Linked DNA regions of Homo sapiens: region 2 is linked to region 1. Evidence: chromatin loops called from intact Hi-C (ENCODE). Cell type or tissue: ascending aorta. All regions are shown on one strand. Each heading gives the region's core, and the rest is flanking DNA. Links, peaks and the distances in the headings are about the cores only.

What was found. Hi-C counts contacts between places; a loop is a spot of excess contacts. Peaks named below come from ENCODE experiments on the same cell type or tissue, not always from the same donor. Only the 100,000 strongest peaks of a DNase experiment are listed, where the experiment ranks them.
Region 2: a loop joins it to region 1, with 1.9 times the contacts of the local background. A loop is called at or near these places in 4 of 110 quality-filtered maps.

The regions. Positions count from the first base shown.
Region 1 is chr15:72,899,609-72,905,545 of GRCh38, reverse strand. It overlaps the pseudogene NPM1P42. Among named protein-coding and RNA genes, the nearest start is that of ADPGK, 120 kb to the right of the region's middle. In ascending aorta, for the core only: no CTCF peak of the experiment used is centred there; a DNase peak (open chromatin) is centred at 2,725; H3K4me3 peaks cover 531 bases; H3K27ac peaks cover 1,432 bases.
Region 2 is chr15:72,835,251-72,841,187 of GRCh38, reverse strand. The region is part of intron 1 of LOC107984801 (a long non-coding RNA gene); the gene reads right to left. Among named protein-coding and RNA genes, the nearest start is that of ADPGK, 54 kb to the right of the region's middle. RefSeq lists an enhancer at 5,657-5,937. In ascending aorta, for the core only: no CTCF peak of the experiment used is centred there; a DNase peak (open chromatin) is centred at 2,777; H3K4me3 peaks cover 508 bases; H3K27ac peaks cover 1,451 bases.

The sequences.
Region 1 (5,937 bases), core at 916-4,915:
GGCAGGCACCAGCTAGCATCCTGCTTCCATAGTCTCATTCATTTGGATCAATCCTAACCTACTGGGCATGCTTTGAATAACCATAAATTCCCTGAGGTTGCCAGAGTATTGTAGAGGTTGAAACTTTTGCATCATCTCTCAGGTTGGCTTGGTGTGGCCAGGAAGCAGGCTCTACAGGGCTCACCTGGCTGTCCATTCAGATTACCCACCTTCTTCCAGGACGATGGAACATTGTATAAGGAACAGCCCATTCCCCTAAGTCCTCCTGCCTTAACCAGCATGCCAGATGCAACGCACATGTAAGTAAAATCCGAATATTTCTCTGTGAATATTCACTTGAGGTTTTATTAATACATGCATAGTGTTGTTGTGGGCCTGGTAAAATCTCCAACAGGAACCTGGTCCCACAGTTCTAGCCATGTAATATTTTCTTCCTTCTTGGAAGATGGGAAGGTGTTAATAGATACAATTATTGTTCTTGAGCAAGGTAGGCTGAGTCATAGTGCTCTTTTTTGTAAGGAATCTGTCTGGTGACACTGAGCAGAATGAGCATAATTCAGTAATCCCTTGGTTAGAGACCCTCTTATTAAGGAATCCTCTTTTCTTTCTTTCTTTCTTTCTTTTTTTTTTTTTTTTTTTTTTTCTGAGACAGTTTCACTCTTTTTGCCCAGGCTGGAGCAAAATGGCATGATCTCGGCTCATTGCAACCTCTGCCTCCCAGTTCAAGTGATTCTCCTGCCTCAGCCTCCCGAGTAGCTGGGACTACAGGTGCACGCCACCACACCCAGCTAATTTTGTATTTTTAGTAGAGACGGGGTTTCACCATGTTGGCCAGGCTGGTCTCGAACTCCTGACCTCAAGTGATCTGCCTGCCTCAGCCTCCCAAATGCTGGGATTACAGGTGTGAGCCACCATGCCCGGCCAGAATCCTCTTTTCTTGTTCTTTTGCTCCATAAATAGATTAGGGAGAACGCTGCTCCTCTGTGTATCAAATAAGGCAAAAAGAAGTTGTAAAGAGACTGCATCATGGGCCATATGACTGTTCTGGCAAGAAGAATGAGAGAAATAAGGACTTCTGTCTTTATTTGAAGGGATGCTCAGATCAGGTAGTGGGTGGAAAACAGTATGAACAATGCTGTTATTGATTTTTTACCTTAGTTTATTATTTTTTTTGATGCTGAATTGGATAGCAATTACATGGCTTAGCCTAGACAACAGAGGGAGACCCCATCTCTACAAAATATAACAATAAATTAGCCAGACATAGTGGCATGTGCCTGTGGTCCCAGCTTCTTGGGAGACTGAGATGGGAGGATCACCTGAGTTCAGCAGGTTGAGGCTTCAGTGAGCAGTGAGCCGAGATCACGCCACTGCACTCCAGCCTGGGTGACACAGCGAGTCCCTGTTTCAAAATAATTTTTTTTTGGTGGGGGGAGACAGAGACTTACTCTGTCACCCAGGCTGGAGTGCAGTGATGCAATCTCAGCTCACTGCAACCTCCACCTCCCGGGCTCAAGCAATTCTCCTGCCTCTGCCTCCCAAGTAGCTGGGACTACAGGCACACACTACCACACCTGGCTAATTTTTGTATTTTAGTAGAGATGGAGTTTCACCATGTTGGCCAGGCTGGTCTCGAACTTCTGACCTCAGGTGATCCTCCTGCATTGGCCTCCCAAAGTGCTGGGATTACAGTCGTGAGCCACTGCACTCGGCCAAATAAAAATTTTTTTAAAAAGAAAGAAAAGAGCTTTGGCCAGTCTCTCAAAGCTCAGCCTGGCTCCAGGGAAAGTGGTTACCAGGTGTGGCAGGCCCTGAATCAGATGTCAGGGTGTCAGGCTGTGGGTAAAGGAGACAGCATATCATAAGGTTCTTTAGAAGCACAATCTCTGGCGTCAGGCTGACCAAAGATTCAATCCTGGCAAGCCGTTTTACCTCTTTAAGCCTCAGTTTCCTCCTCTGTAAACTGGAGTTAAAAATTACTTCACCAGCTCATCATGAAAGTTTAAATGAGATGATAAGTATAAAGTGCCTGGCACATAATAAGTCTTAATGTTATTGTTCTCTCATGACAAGAACAAGAACACACAGGAAGTGCTGGGTCCCTTTCCGAGATTTTGGAGAATTAAGAGGAAATGTAAAGTGGGAAATAGTCAATATCAAAATGGAAGGACTTCCTGGCCATTGAAGGGGCTTTAGAAATCTTGAAATATGAGGAATAATTGAGGAAACCTAGGGTGTTTTACTTGGAAGAGAAAGAATTATCAAATATTTAAAGAGCTACCTTGTATTCGAATAGGGGCTAAAGAGCCCTTTGCTGGCTGTTACCTTTCAACTCTCAATGAAATTCGGATCCCCAAAGCGTCCTGTCCTGAAGCTAGCAGAGATTGGAGGGCAAAGGCCCTGGCTCAGGGTTGGCAGCCGATGATATCCAGGGACCTGGATTGGAGGATGCTGAGCAGACACCAGGCTGGCCCTCTGGCTGGGGCAGAAGGACTTGGAACCCAGAACAGCCCAAGGAGCGGGGTGGAGAGTGGTTTATCCCAATTGGACAATAGCAGCCTTTTGGAGAGATACTGATGCTATTCCTAGTACTTTGTCTACATTTGAGAGAGGCCATTTCAGGTCACAGGAGCATTCCTCTTGGGTGGAGTGGAGTTTATTTCCTTGTGGTCTGGCCAGGAAACGCCAAGCCGGGTGGCCGAGAGGCTGGCCGTCTTGGCTGGAAGGCGAAATGCCTGGCCAATCGGTCTGTCTCCAGAGAGCAGACTGGCCCGCCTTGACTGGCCGGTCCTCTGGCCGCTGTTGCTGCCTGAAGAGCATCCCCCCTCCAGCCAGTGGATTTTCTCATTGCTAGACTTGTAAGTGGCGTGATTTATGACTCTGCTGATCCATGCTGGCCCCTGGGTATACAAGCTTTTGCTTCCAAGCTGGGAAGCGAATAATGAATTAATCACCCTGCCTCAGGTTCAATACGGAGCTGAGTGTTTGCAGATCTTTATTGTACTGTGCAAGCCAAGTCGAACTCCTCAATTTACACTTCTAATTCACTGGAGTTTGTGCAAGTCTGCCTGTTCCAGGGGAGCTGCAGCCTCGTGGCTGCTTAGTCTCTGAGGAAGCCTCACTTCCCCAGTTCCCAGCCATTCTCTCCCTCTAAGAGTGAATGAATGCCCAAGACTTCAGGGTGCTCAGAGAAGCCAAGCCACTTCCTCAGAGACTGCTCCCTTGGATGTCTCTTGTCCTAAATGGTGTTGTTTATGACAGTTCTCAGTGCAAAAGAGATAGCTGCACCGCCTGATGCCAGCCTGTGTGCATGGCATGGAGAAGGCACACAGGAAATGTTGGTTGAATGAATAGCCCTGGCGCCACCAACACAGATGTTTATCAAAACTAATGGTTTGCAGTCAGGGCTGGAGTCTGTCCTCTTTTCCTTTGTTCTGGTTCTCTAGGACTTGGGGAGGAGAGTTTTTACTAGGTCTCAGAGCTGATGAGATCTGAGTGATGAGATGGGGCAAATTCTCAAGTTCACTGAGAAGCAGTGGGAGGCAAAGTCTGCATTTGAAGATTTGGGGCTTCCCAGTTTTGGCCATTTTTCTTCACCACCCAAAGACATATGCAGGTACTTTTCACTCAGTGCTTGAATGTGAAAAGCAGGTGCACAGAGTAAGGCTGACCCAGGCTTTATCCTGATGGGCTCTAAGAAGGGGGCACATCTATTCTGGGGACACATTCTTCCTGACCGAGTGCAGCTGAGATGCTGCCTCGTCTATCTCAGCATCCAGCCTCCCCACAATGCACACATCTGGTCCTGCAGCCCAGAGGGACCACCACACCCGCAGTGTCTCTTCTTGGGGCTTTTGTTCACCTTGTTCTATTCTCCTACTCCTTGCCTCTTTCGCTGCTACTTGTTAAGATTCCTCCTCCTCCACTCCTCAAGACCTGCCTCCAAAGCTATCCCATCTCAAACCTTTCCAAGCTGCTTCAAATCCATGTGGTTTCCTTTCCCTTTTGGCCTCAGCCACATGCTGCTTGTCCTTTTAGCCCTTCTCTGACTCTGACCCATGTCCTCATCTCCTGGCCGACTGGGCATGGCTTCTGCATTGTCACTCTAATTACTGGTAGAAATGTAAGGACAAGAAAGAGCTGAGGGCAGCCCAACACCCACCATCAGGAACTTCCTTACAGATTAGCTACAACTACCATCTTCCACTCATCAGACACAAACATTTATAGAGCCCCCTACTCCACCCAAGCACTGGGGTTGCAACAATGAACACGACTTTACCTCTTCTTGTTTCTCCCCTCCAAGCTCCAGACACATCGACTTTCTACAATGCCCTCAAACCCACCATGTCCTCCTGCCTCAGGCTCTTGGTATATGATCTATGCCTGAAACATCCTAACTCTCCTTCTCTTCTTGTTTATTCATTCTGATCTTTTAGAGCTCAACTCGAACACCAATTATTCAGGGAAAGCTATGCGGGAACCACCACCAACACCACTGCTCCTTGGTCTGGATGTTTTCTCTGAACCCCTAATCACAACTGTACCTACAGTCATTCATTATGTTGTCAGTTGTTTCCTATTCATCCTCAACCAAACCCAGGATGGAAGCTCCCTGAGGGCAGGGCCATGCCTTTCTTGCTCACTGCTCTATTTTTATTGCCTACAACAGGACCCTACATAAAGGAAGTGCTCAACAAATATATTTTAAAGAAATAAAATGTATCATTAAAGACATTTTAAAAATATCATCTTGTATTCTAGTCTAGGAGACTTATCAATGGGAGAAGCGTGGTCAGTGAGCATGAGAGCCAGGCACTAGTGATTACCATTTCACATGCCATTCCAATTTCTAGAAAACACCAGAACAGGACGGAGGGGAAGAAAGATGCTGGTGAAGGTGCTTTCCTCTTGCAACACACTGCTCCCACAGAACACTGCAGGCAGAGTCTGAGATAGGAGGAGTCCTGGTAACAATGCATGTTGGGGATTGAAATTTTTGGTGTGCTCCATCATAGAAGACCCAGGGACTGTACCTTATGAGATTCAGCTAGCCATGGGCTGAGCTGTGCAAGTTCACCTGCTGTCAACTGAAACCAAATGGGTTGTAGAGTAGGGCCTTTGTAGAACTTATAAAAACATAAGATTAGCAGAATATTATTCACCATAGAAATCAGGAAAAAAATCCCTGGTGTGATTCCATCCTGCATGGCTGTTCTCTGGAGCAGTAGTCATTTATCTCCATCCACCTTCTCTCCCACCTAAGGGTGTGCCACCATCCCAAGGAAGATTCGATGGACATGGACATGAGCCCCCTGAGGCCCCAGAGCTATCTTTTTGGTTGCGAACTAAAGGCCAACAAAGATGATCACTTTAAGGTGGATAATGATGAAAATGAGACCAGTTATCTTTAGGAACAGTCAGTTTAGGAGCTGGTGCAAAGGATGAACTGCACATTGTTGAAGCAGAAACAATGAATTATGAAGACAGTCCAATTAAAGTAAGACTGACAACTTTGAAAATGTCTGTACAGTCAACGGTTTCCCTTGGGGACTTTGAAATAACACCACCAGTGGTCTTATGGTTGAAGCTTGGTTCGGGGCCAGTGCATATTAGTGGACAGCACTTAGTAGCTGTGGAGGAAGCTGCAGAATCAGAAGACGAAGAGAAGGAGGATGTGAAACTCTTAAGTATATCTGGAAAGTGATGCCCCTGGAGGTGGTAGCAAGGTTCCACAGAAACAAGTAAAACTTGCCGCTGATGAAGAAGAATAAGAAGGAGAAGGAGAAGAAGGAAGAAGAAGATTTTGATGATGAGGATATTGAAGAAAAAGCACCGGTGAAGAAATCTATAAAGATGCTCCAGCCGAAAATGCACAGAAGTCAAATCAGAATGGAAAAGACTCAAAACCGTCAACACCAAGATCAAAAGGACAAG
Region 2 (5,937 bases), core at 815-4,814, 64 kb after region 1:
TTGAAAGACACCATTAGAGAATAAAAGACAAGCTGCAGACCAAAAGAAAATGTCTATAAACCATGTGCCTGCCAAAGGACGTGTATCCAGCATATACAGAGAATTTTCAAAACCAAATAGGAAAACAAATAACGTAGTTAAAAATGGTCTAAAGACAGACACTTTACCAAAGAAGGTATGTGAATAGCAAATAAGCACAGAAAGATTTTTAACGTCAGTAATCATTAAGGAAATGCAAATTAAAACCACAACAAAATAGAGCTACACAGCCACAAGAATGGCTAAAATTAAAAAGGCTGACCGTATCAAGTGTTGATAAGGAAACAGAGAAACTGAATCTCTCATGCACTGCTGATGGGAATGTAAAATGGTTCAGTCACTTTGGAAAATGGTTTGTCAGTTTATTAAAAAGGTAAATATATACCTACCGTATGTTCTAGCCTTTCCACTTCTAAATATTTACCCAAGAGAAATGAAAGCATATGTCCATACAAAGACTTGTAGATGGATGTCCACAGCAGATTTATTTGTAATAGCCCAAAACTATTAATAAGTGGCTCAAATGTCCATCAACAGGTGAATGAATAAACAAATTGTGGTGTATCCGTACAAATACTATTCAGCAATAGAAAGAATGAACTACTGATCAATGCAACAGCATAAATTAATCTCAAAATAATTATGCCGAGTGTAAGAAGATAGACAAAAAAGACTACATCCTGTATGATTCCACTTACTTAAAACAAAAAATGCACATTAATCTATAGTAACAGAAAGCAGATCAATAGTTGCCTGTTGTGGTAGGCAACCTCTAAAACGTCTCCCTGCAATACCCACCCCCTGGCACTCACACCCTTGTGTAACTCCTTCCCCTTGAGAGTGGGCGGGACCTTGTGACCCACTTCTAATGAACAGAATATGGCAAAAATGATGAGATGTCGCTTTTGAGATTAGGTTTCAAAGAGGTGGTGACTTCTGTCTTGCCTATAAAATGAAATCACAGCCCTGGCGGATCCCGTGGTTACAACCTTGGGAGAGACCCTGAGGCAGAGTCACCCAGGTAAGTTGCGCCCCACACTCCTGGCCCACAGAAGATGAGAGATGATAAACATTTGCAGTTTTCAGCTGATGAATTTTGGGGTTATTTTTTGTACAGCAATAGATAAGTAATACATCTGTAGATTGGGTATCACTATTAATTACTATTACTATTAATAGTAATTGATAATATATAATCCTTATATAATAAATAGATTATAATATATGGATTGCATATAATAAAACATAAGTTATATATAATAAATAGATCCAATTTTATAAATAGATAAGTAATACATCTGTAGATTGAGTAATGCTATTAATTACTACTACTATTAGGTATTGCTATTAATACTCAGGTGTGAGAATTGGGGGGAACACAGGTATGAAAGGCAGAAGAGAGGGGTTGCAAATGGGCATGAAGAAACTTTTGGAGGTAAAGGATAGCGTCACTACCTTGATGACCATGATGGTTTCATGAGTGTATGCATATGTCAAAACTTACTAATTCATACACTTTGAATATGTACACTTTATTATATGTAAATGATATCTCAAAAAAAGTTGTGTTTTAGAAAGGTGCAGTGAGGTCCAAGAGAGAACTAAGAATTTATCAATGGGCCTGGCACGGTGGTTCACTCCTGTAATGCCAGCACTTTAGTAGGCTGAAGTGGAAAGATCGCTTGAACCCAGGAGTTTGAGACCAGACTGGGTAACATAGGGAGACCCCATCTCTACAAAAAATAAAAAAATTACCCGGGTGCAGGTGCAGTGGCGTGTGCCTATAGTCCCAGCTACTCAGTAGGCTGAGGCGGGAGGATCACTTGAGCCCAGGAGGCAGAGGTTGTAGTGAGCTGAGATCATGCCACTGTACTGCAGCCTGGGTGACAGAGTGAGACCCTGTCTCAAAAAAAAAAAAAAAAATTATCACTGGATCCAGCAATGTGGAGGTCATTAATCTAGGCGACCTCCAGTCTGGATTTGCCCAGGACTGTGGTGGTTCCTGGAACACAAGACTTTCCATTTTAAAGCCTGGAAATGTCCCAGGCAATCAGGGATGAGCTGCTGACGCTGACAGGATGAGAGGGGCATCTGTCATGGAAGTCAGTGGCAACCTTGACAAAGGCTGTTTCGGTGGGACTCTGGGGACAAAAACCCTCTGGAATAGTTCAAGATAGAATGAGAGAAGAATTGGGGATACTGAATATAGACAACTCTTTTGAGAATTTTTGTTCCAGCAGCAAGGAGAGAATTGCGGTAGTAACTGGGGAGGTGGGGGGGATAGGGTGTCCAGCAAGTTAAGTTTTAAGATAGGAGTAATTACAGCCTGTGTGTGTGCGAATGGAAATAATCCAGTAGGGAGAAAGTTTTTGATAATGCTGCACCATACAGACAGAGATCACTGCAGGAGAAAAGCCTCCAGTAGCCGACCTACTTCTCAAAGCAGAGTTCCCACATGTGGTCTGCAGCTCCCTGCCAGGCCACAGGAGCTCCCACAGTGGGTCACAGTGACCCCTCATGTCTCTTCTTCACTTCTTACAGGCAAGTGACTCCTGCTTCTATAGACTCTCATACTTTTGGCTTAGAAGGGTTACTTACTAGTAACGTAATAAGTGAGTCATGAAAAGTTACTAAAATGTACTATCCATAAACTAAAATTACCTAGGACTCTGACTGTGTCCTTTGCTAAAAAACCTGGCTGCCACACAACACTTGGCAACACTGTCAAGCTCCTACCCTGCAAGCACACTTGCAAATGGTTAGAATTTCACAACTTTCCGGAAGGGCTCATGGCTACGACTTCATCAGTGTTGCCCACTGGCTGTGGTTTTTGTTTCGTTACTGATGGCCTTGCTATTTTTATTATAAAAGCTTCTTTTAGTTTAGCTTTAATGTGACCATTCACCTTTTAGTGGGTTGCTAGGTTTACTTCACAGTCTACAATAATCCAGATTGGCAGCGATAATATTTAACCTGCAATTTTCCTGTATTTCATCAAGGCCGTCTAAGTTTGATGTTCAACCCTTAATCACTCATATCCCTATGATGGGCTGTTAGCAAATATCAGCTACTTTCATAAGTAAAACAAAACTATTGAGAGTTATTTTTAAGTTTTTAGGAAATTGTTTTATAGTACAAAAATCCTTTAGTATGTTCATATTCTTTTTTTTTTTTTTGAGATTGAGTCTCCTTCTGTTGCCCACGCTGGAGGGCAGTGGCACGATCTTGGCTCAATGCAACCTCCACCTCCTGGGTTCAAATGATTCTCCTGCCTCAGCCTCCTGAGTAGCTGGGATTACAGGCACCTGCCACCACACCCAGCTAATTTATTGTAATTTTAATAGAGACAGGGTTTCACCATGTTGGCCAGGCTGGTCTCGAACTCCTGACCTCAAATGATCCACCCACCTTGGCCTTCCGAAGTGCTGGGATTACAAGTGTGAGCCACCGCGCCCAGCCTAGTATGTTCGTATTCTAAAGTAACTACTAAGTGAATCATTTATGTATTGCTAGCAGCACGGCAAATTCAATCTGTTTTATTTCTTTCCATTCTTTATAATCCTTGAGTTTTTTCCTGAGTGGAAATTTGAGGGGAGGGGAGAGCACGAAGTCTTATACCCTGCCTGTGAGTGCCACAGTCAAAAGGTTCAGGGGCCCCAGTTCTACAATTCTAGAAGGGGTTTTAGGACTTTTCAGGACAGACCTTCATGCCAGCGCAGGCAGAGTTTATAACTCTCCAAATCCTGTGAACAGCGGTTTTCCTAATTCCAGCCTGGCCCCCACAAGTGCCCACAGCTATTCCTTCCTTCTTCTTAAGAACCAGCCCAGAGTAGGCTGTGGCTGTGCACAACAGGGAATAACATCCCATTTTTCTGGGCTGCATCTTTCATTTTTTTCTTGCCCCTTTGGCTTCTCTCTTCTCCTTGCCCCAAGATTTAGACTTACTGCTCTAAATATAGCTTCCAACAGGTGTGCAGCCAGGGTGGGGAGGCTGTGGTCCAGCTGTCCCCAGACACATGGATTCTCTCCAAAGGCCTTGCTGGGCCACAGCATTGGGAGGGACAAAAGGAGGCACAGCTTCTCATTCCCAGAGCAAAGCTGAGCCCAAGAGAGTGCGCAAGCTACCTCCAGACTAGGGAGAACTACTCCAGGTCAACAAGGAATCAGGAATTAGGTCCTATGTTCCCATTCGTGGCAGACATTGCCAGATGTCTACTCAATAACCGTGTCCTCCTTTCTTGTTAGTATAAACCTCATTTGTCAGGAAGGTGGGGGTGGAGAAAGGGATCAACAGAACAAAGAGTCCCAGCTAAAGACAAAACTAAATTAAACAGGTCAAGCGCAGTGGCTCATGCCTGTAATCCCAGCACTTTGGTAGGCTGAGGCGGGCAGATCACTTGAGGTCAAGAGTTCAAGACCAGCCCGGCCAACATGGTGAAAACCTGTCTCTACTAAAAAAAAAAAAAAAAAAATTAACCAGGCGTGGTTGTGCGCACCTGTAATCCAAGCTACTTGGGAGGCTGAGGTAGGAGAATTGCTTGAACCCAGGAGGTGGTGGAGGTTGCAGTGAGCAGAGATTGCACCATTGTACCCCAGCCTGGGTGACAGAGCAAGACTCTGTCTCAAAAAAAAAAAAAAAGGCTAAATTAAACATTATATTTTCTAGCCTACCTCTGGCCAATAAGACATACATACATTAAAAGGTTTCTAAGAAAGACTTGCTTTCCTCTCTTCCTGCCCACGTCCTGATAAGTGGGGCTGCAGCAGCCATCTTGTGACCATGAGGAAATGGCCAAGAGAAACAGAGACTGCGGATCCAAATCTTTGAACCACTAAAACACTACCACTACTTATCACTCTTGTTGTGTGGGGTTAAAAAAATAATAAATACTTACAGGTTTAAATTCCATCTCTTGACTGAATGCAAGTCCTAATGGATAAACCATCTGATATGGTATGGCCTGGCTCTGTGGCCCCATCCAAATCTCATCTTGAATTGTAATCCCCATATGTTGAGGGAGGGATCTGGTGGGAAGTGACAGGATCATGGACACGGTTTCCCCCATGCTGTTCTTGCGATGGTGAGGGAGCTCTTATGAGATCCCATGGTTTACAAGCGTGGCATGTCCTCCACGTGCTCTCTCTCCTGCCACCTTGTAAAGAAAGTGCCTGCTTCCCCTTTGCTTTCCACCATGATTGTAAGTTTCCTGAGGCCTCCCCAGCCATGCAGAACTGTGAGTCAATTAAACCTCTTTTCTTTATAAATTATCCAGTCTCAGGTAGTATCTTTATAGTAGTGTGAACATGGACTAATGCACTATCTTTCACCCAGGGCATGGGGCTGGGCAGGTAACTGAAGACATGCCTGTTTGATATCATCCCTCCTTCCTCCCCTGCTCCTCTTCCCCCTCCTCCCTTATCTCCTCCCTTTCCCCCTTCCTCATTGAGACTGTACTCTGCACCAAGCTCTGGGCCATGCCCTGAGAGAAAGGAGTGAAACTTCAGGTAGCCCTGGGGAGAGCCTGCCACCTGCTCTACAGGGCTGATCTTATCCCCAGAGATAAGCTTGGGTCTCCTAGGTGATTTCTATGGCTTCTCCCTCTGCATATGCTTTCTTTCTCTTCTTAGGGGGGCAGGTGGTAGAGAGGGAAGAGCATAAATCTCTGTCACAGCCCTGTGTTTGAATCCCAGCTCTGCCCCCTATTGGCTGTGAGATCCAGGAGAATCACTGAGTACAGTTTAAGTGTGAGCTCCTCTGAACAATGAACTGCCCTGTGGATTAAATGACACAGCAAGAGTTTACCCTTAGTGGGTGCCTACTCTGGGCCAGATGACTTTTAGACATGATTTCTGATCATCAGAGGCAGTGCTTTTTAAATTTGAAGGTGCAAAGAATCA